Linked DNA regions of Homo sapiens: region 1 is linked to region 2. The links are chromatin loops, found by intact Hi-C in ENCODE. Cell type or tissue: mammary epithelial cell. All regions are shown on one strand. Each heading gives the region's core, and the rest is flanking DNA. Links, peaks and the distances in the headings are about the cores only.

The links. Peaks named below come from ENCODE experiments on the same cell type or tissue, not always from the same donor. Only the 100,000 strongest peaks of a DNase experiment are listed, where the experiment ranks them.
Region 1: a loop joins it to region 2, with 5 times the contacts of the local background. A loop is called at or near these places in 4 of 110 quality-filtered maps.

What each region holds. Positions count from the first base shown.
Region 1 is chr11:113,527,373-113,530,289 of GRCh38, reverse strand. No RefSeq gene overlaps it. Among named protein-coding and RNA genes, the nearest start is that of DRD2, 53 kb to the right of the region's middle. In mammary epithelial cell, for the core only: no CTCF peak of the experiment used is centred there; a DNase peak (open chromatin) is centred at 1,109; H3K27ac peaks cover 1,806 bases.
Region 2 is chr11:113,445,566-113,448,482 of GRCh38, reverse strand. The region is part of intron 1 of DRD2 (dopamine receptor D2); the gene reads left to right. Among named protein-coding and RNA genes, the nearest start is that of MIR4301, 3.1 kb to the left of the region's middle. In mammary epithelial cell, for the core only: no CTCF peak of the experiment used is centred there; DNase peaks (open chromatin) are centred at 332, 1,372 and 2,122; H3K27ac peaks cover 2,495 bases.

The DNA.
Region 1 (2,917 bases), core at 173-2,672, 82 kb before region 2:
TGGGTCTGGCTTTTGCTGGCAGCCCTGGTCCCAGCAAATGGCCTTGGTACACTGGGCAGCTGCAGGGACCAGCTAGGCTTGCCAGGGAAGCTGTATTCCTGTGCCAGGAATCAGGCACATGGGAGTTTCCATATTGGCCTGTTTCTGTTGTCTATTGCGGCATAACAAATCATCCTCAAAATGATCATAACAAATAGTGCCTAAATTGAACAATGGCAATTCAGTGGGTTGGTTGGGCTCAGCTAGGTGGTTTTTCTGCATTCTACAAGATACAGGTGAGGTCAATCATGAGAATGCATTCACCTGGGAGGTCTATAGAGGCTGGAATGTCCAGGATGATCTCTCTTCCTTCAGGCTTCTCTCCATGTGGCCTCTCACAGAGTGCTAGTTTCCCCAAGGCTTCTTTACACCTTGACAGCTGGCTTCCAGGAGGGAGAGTTTCAAGAGGATAAGCCCCAGTGTTCAAGCACTTACCCACCCAGCCTTTGTTTGTGGCATGCTTGCCAGTGTCTCACTGGCCAGAGAAAGTCATGTGGCTGAGCTCAGAGTCACTGTGGGAGGGGACTACTCAGGGTATAATTACCAGTAAATGTGCACACTGGGCACCACCAATGTAGCAGTGTTCCATGTGGCCCTTGGAAGTGAAGCTGCCGTTAGCTGCTTAGGAAAGTAGTACAGGGCTTGATGGAGCAGGTCTGGAAGGTGAAAGAGCAGTACTGGGAGGGGCACATGTCTTTAACATATTTTATTCAATCAGTTGTTCAACAAGTACTAAGTAGTTCAAACTAGTAGTAGGCACTATACCAGACCCTGGGTGTACCAAGATGACGAAGACATCACCCTTGCTCTCCAGGAGCTCACAGATTATTAGCCACAGAGAGACGAATCAGCAATACCATAGCATATGTGGTCTGTTTTAGAACTGAGTTTCACTTTGGCTACTATAGAGTAAAAAAGGAGAGGAATTTAAATCAGACTGAGGGTCAGGGAAGGCTTCCCTAGGGAAGGATACTTGAGCTGAGTCCTGAAGCAACATAGGAAACTGTCCAGGTGGACTTGCACCAGGCATTCCAAGCCCAGGAGAGAGTGTGGGTGAAGTTCCAGGGAACAGAAATGCCTTGAAGCAACCACAGAATTGCATGTCACTCTTCATTCCACACATTCAGAAGGCAGGAACTGTGTGGGAGATAAGCCAGGAAAGCCTAGGGCATGAGGGTTCTTGTCCTCTATCATGCCCTATTCTCTTTGATACCAAGGGAGAGCATTAGAAAGACATCTTCTTTCTGCATAATGGCATTTAAATGGTTTCCTACGTGTATAAAATATAATACAAATGGGAAAACATTATTCTGGCCACCACCCACTGAGTGAATAGGCTGTGCCAAATTTGAGTTATGATTTGATGGCAGCCTGAACTGAGTTAGAGGCAATTGGAAGGGAGAGAGAGACATGTGAGAGGCACTTAGGAGGTTATGAATGTGAGATTTGCCACCAGGTGACTCTGAGGGCTGAGGAGGAGTATCTAAGGACAGCGCCATCCTCTTCTGCCCTCCCATCCATGCACCTGCGTCCAGGGGGCACAGGAAGTCCAGAGCCAACCAAGGGAAGCATTTGGCACGCTTGGGGCCTTATGGGACGCACCTTTGAAAGGAGTGACCTCTAAAAGGGGACAAGACTGATCTGTATTAATATGCTGTCCACCCTGTTGACACCCTGCAAATAGATGTGGTCCACAGCAGTACATGTGAGTGGGAACTGCTGGGGCTCTTGCATAGCACCACAGGGATTCAATCCTGGCTCAGGTGCCTTCTAGCTCTGTGATCTTAGATGAGTTACCTCAACTCTATGTGCCTCAATTTCCTCATCTGTGGAATGAAGGATACTTCATTGGCTTTTTTGGCCAGGTTTACATGGGATGATGGAGAAGGGTGCTGGAACATAGAAAGCACCCAATAAATGGAAACTATAATACTTATTAAAATAGGTTTTTTTCTACTTATGGAATAAGTAAGGCTTTCAAATTGTTCCAAGTTTAGAAAGTACAAAATTATGTGTACAGGGAAACGTCTCCTTCTATCACTGTCCTCTAGAAAGCTAGGTTTTCTCCCTGGCAGTGATAAATAGTACTAGCTTCTTAGGCCTTCTTCTCAAGATAGTTTGCATATGCTTAAGAAAAGGCATATATAATCCCACTTTTTATTACAGAAGTGGTGATGCCCTTCATAACACTGCATGGCACTTTTTGGCTATAATTTTAATGAGATAGTTTCTTTAAGTGGTTTCTTATTGTCCAGCTTTTTGTTATTATAAACAATGGTGCAATTAAAAACAAAGGACATCATTTCACTCATGCTGGAGTATACATAAGGACGAATTCCTGGAAGTAGAATTTCTGGATCAAAAGAGTACATGCATTTTAAATGTTGTTCTTTACTGTTAAGTTCCATAGAGGCTATACCAATTTACATTCGCACCAACGATGGTGATCATGTAGGGAAACACATTATCGTACATTGTTGGAGAACTTGGTATAACCTTTATGGAGAGTAATTTAGCAATATCTAAAAACGTGTCATCAAACATTTTCATATTTGCAAATCTAATCGGTGACAAATTGTATTTCAGTATAGTTTTATTTTGCAATTCTCCTATTGTAAGTAGAATTCAGCAATTTTCCCTAAGCTTAAAACACGTTCACCTTCTTTCTCAGTAAATGGTTCCATATCACTTTGTTCATTTTTTTCTATTGTGCTGTTACGTTTTACTTTTCTTATTGATTTATGAAATCTTTATATATTAAAGAAATTGTGTTATGATTTGCAAATATTTTCTCAGTTTTTAATTTGTCTTTTTATCTTACTCATGAAAGTTTTTGCCATGCAGAGCTTTAAAAACATTCATGTTAGTGAGATTTTCA
Region 2 (2,917 bases), core at 290-2,789:
GCAGTGACTCCTGGGCTTTTTAGAGTGGGGAGCAGCTCTGACAGGGAGCCAGGAGTCTCTGTGTTTCCAAGAATAGCCAGGGAGTTCCCCCGGAGCTTGAGGCGTGGTTTTCAGCCACCGTGCATCTGGGCTGGGCTGGGATGCTGGAATCACAGTTGCTGCCTGGTTCCTTCCAAGGAGCGGCTGCCCCAGGTTGAAGTCAGACCCCCTTACCCATTGCTCTGGGCTTGGGTGCTCTACTGGCCTATGGACAAGAGATCTCATCAGGACAGGAAAAGAACGTCATTAGACTCCTGCATCTTCCTGCCTCGGAGCTCATTATCTCTGGTGACTCACTCACTCCCTGTTTCGTGGTTCCATCTCGCAGAGTGATGATGACTTCCTAGCCTGAAGGTCCTCTGACTACATTCTCTGCTGCCAGACACCATCTAGAGCCCCCTCAGTATCCCTTTGTGGGATCTTACCTTCATCATGGCCTCAGACACCTGCTTTAACCACAATAGACAGTTGTCCCCAGACTGACAAGCAGGGAGGGCCTGGGCACCCTGAGCTCCCTCCTTCAGCTACTGGCCCCTCAACATGGACAAGGCTGGAGATCGCATCATGGCAGATTAGAATCTTAGGACTGGTGGGAGGAAGCCTTGTGTGTCCTCTGATGTGGCCACACATGTTTGTTACAAAAGGACATCCAGGGCCAGAAGAGGGAAGCCACTTGCTTGAGGTCACATGGTTGGAAATGTGGGGCAGAGCAGGGGCCAGAAGCCAGATGCTGACTGCCTGTCAGAATTCAGTCCCTACACACCCCGCCCCATGTCTGTCTGTCTTGCTTCATGGACCACTCACACCCCAGAGTTCCGCCTGCCTTCTCTGTTGCCCACCAAACCCGTGTGTGTTTGTTCGTTCATATGCAAGGTGAGTAGTGAATTTGCTGGCTGGCTCGCATCCTCTGCAGGTGCTGGAACAAGCAGCACTTTCTTTTCTTTCTTTCTCTCCTTTTTTTTTTTTTTTCAGAGGGTGGTATGGAAGCCTTGAATCCTGTCAAAGTTTCCTTGTTTTGATTCTCATGGGCACTTCCATCTGCCCATACCAAGCATTCTGTGTAACAGGGGTGTGCCAGAAACTGCAAATTCAATTAAAAGCCCGAGAGAGCTCCCCCAGGAAAGGCACAGGAGCGGGGAGAGGATTTTATGATTTAAAGAACAACATCACGGAGCCTGAGCAATTCCAGGGCAGCAGCAGCAGGGACAGACATGGGCACAACAGAACAGAGTGTGGCCGTGCAGCCCAGCGGGCCTCCCGACTTTACCCCAGGCCCCGGGGAGGGTGGGGCTGCTGTCTTTGGAGGCTGGAGCAGAAGTGGGCAGGTTTGGACTTGCAAGGGCTATGACATGCTAGAGGATCCCAAGTTCCCTGAGGGCATCTACACAGATCTGAGTTTGTTCAGCATTTGTGCAGCCCTCTTCTTGTCTGGTGTGAGTGCTGCTTAGGAGTCAAGACTGCAGATGAAGCCCACAGCAGCAAGTTAGGAATTCTGTCCTATCAGCCATCAGCTCCTGTGGCAATGGTGTGATGGTTCCTTGAAGACCCCTCCCACTTTGGAAACACAGGGAATATGCCTTACTGTCAGTGTTGGCCTCATCCTCACTCGCCACCAACACTGAGTTCCTAAATGGTGCTCTTACAGCCACGTGCCTCCACAGGACTTCTCTCTGTTTCTCATTTTCACAACTACTTGCATCAATGTGTACTGTACAGTGGGGACATGGGATTGAATTTACAGGATTATTATGAGGCTTAGCAGCAACATGGGTAAACTATTTCCAAATATCCCATCTTGCATTTGCAGTATGTTAATGTTAGTAGGGGGTGCCTCATTGCCACTGTGGAAACAGAGGTTTTGCAACTAGACAAACCCAGTCTTCCATCCTCCACTGCCACTTCCTAGTTGACATAGGTTATTAAAGGAACTCCCTTGGCCCCATTGGCATTATCTGTGAAAAAGGATTAGTAATGTTTCCCTTTTAAGGTTGCTTTTAGAATTAGGACAAAGGTGTGTACAGTGTGCAAGACAGTGTCCAGTATACGGTGAACAGTCAATAAACAGGAGCTACCGTTACTATGACTGCTGTGTTTTCTCCAGTTCTGACAGCAACTCTGTGTCTGACTCAGCGCCGGGGGTAGAAACTGGTCTTTTCAGCAGACGTGACTCTAAGGAGTTTGGATGAAGAGAGTGCCTGGGGAACTAGGGTGGGATCCATGGAGGTGGGGTGACTGTATCAGATCTGTCATCAGGGCTTCTGGAAAGGGGCGAGTGGGAAGGGGGAGCTGAAGACCCTCCATGTACTTCCCATGCATGAAGTGGGGTCCATGTGTCCCAGGAGGAGTGAAACATGCCGCTGAGGTCTGGCAGGAAGCAAGGGGACAATTGCAGGTCAGACACAGAGAAAAACTTACTGGGCCAGGACAACAGGCAACTCACTGGAACTCACGGACCCAGGCCCCTGGAAATGCTCCAGAACAGGCTGGAAAATGCCTCCAAGGCCAGGCCACCCCCAGCATCTCTGTAGCCAGCAGTGGCTCTGGAGACAGGCTGAGCTTGTTAGAGTCCTGCCTCTATCACCTAGCAGCTAGAACTGTGGATAAATTTTTGAAGTTCTCTGGGCTTCCGTCTCCTGGGAAATGGAGACGTGATGAGGATTCATGGAGAGCACATGTATAAGGAGGGTTGCTATGCCTGGAACACAGTAGGTGCTTAAAATGATGGCTACGAAAAATGGATCAATTGACAGATATTAATTCCCCTCTCCTCCTTTTCTGCTTCTCTGCCTCCTGCCCCTTGCATGCGCAGTCAGCACCATGTGGGACAGATACTTGATATTTGCTCCATCCAAGGGTGAAGGAGAAGAGGACCCTCCCC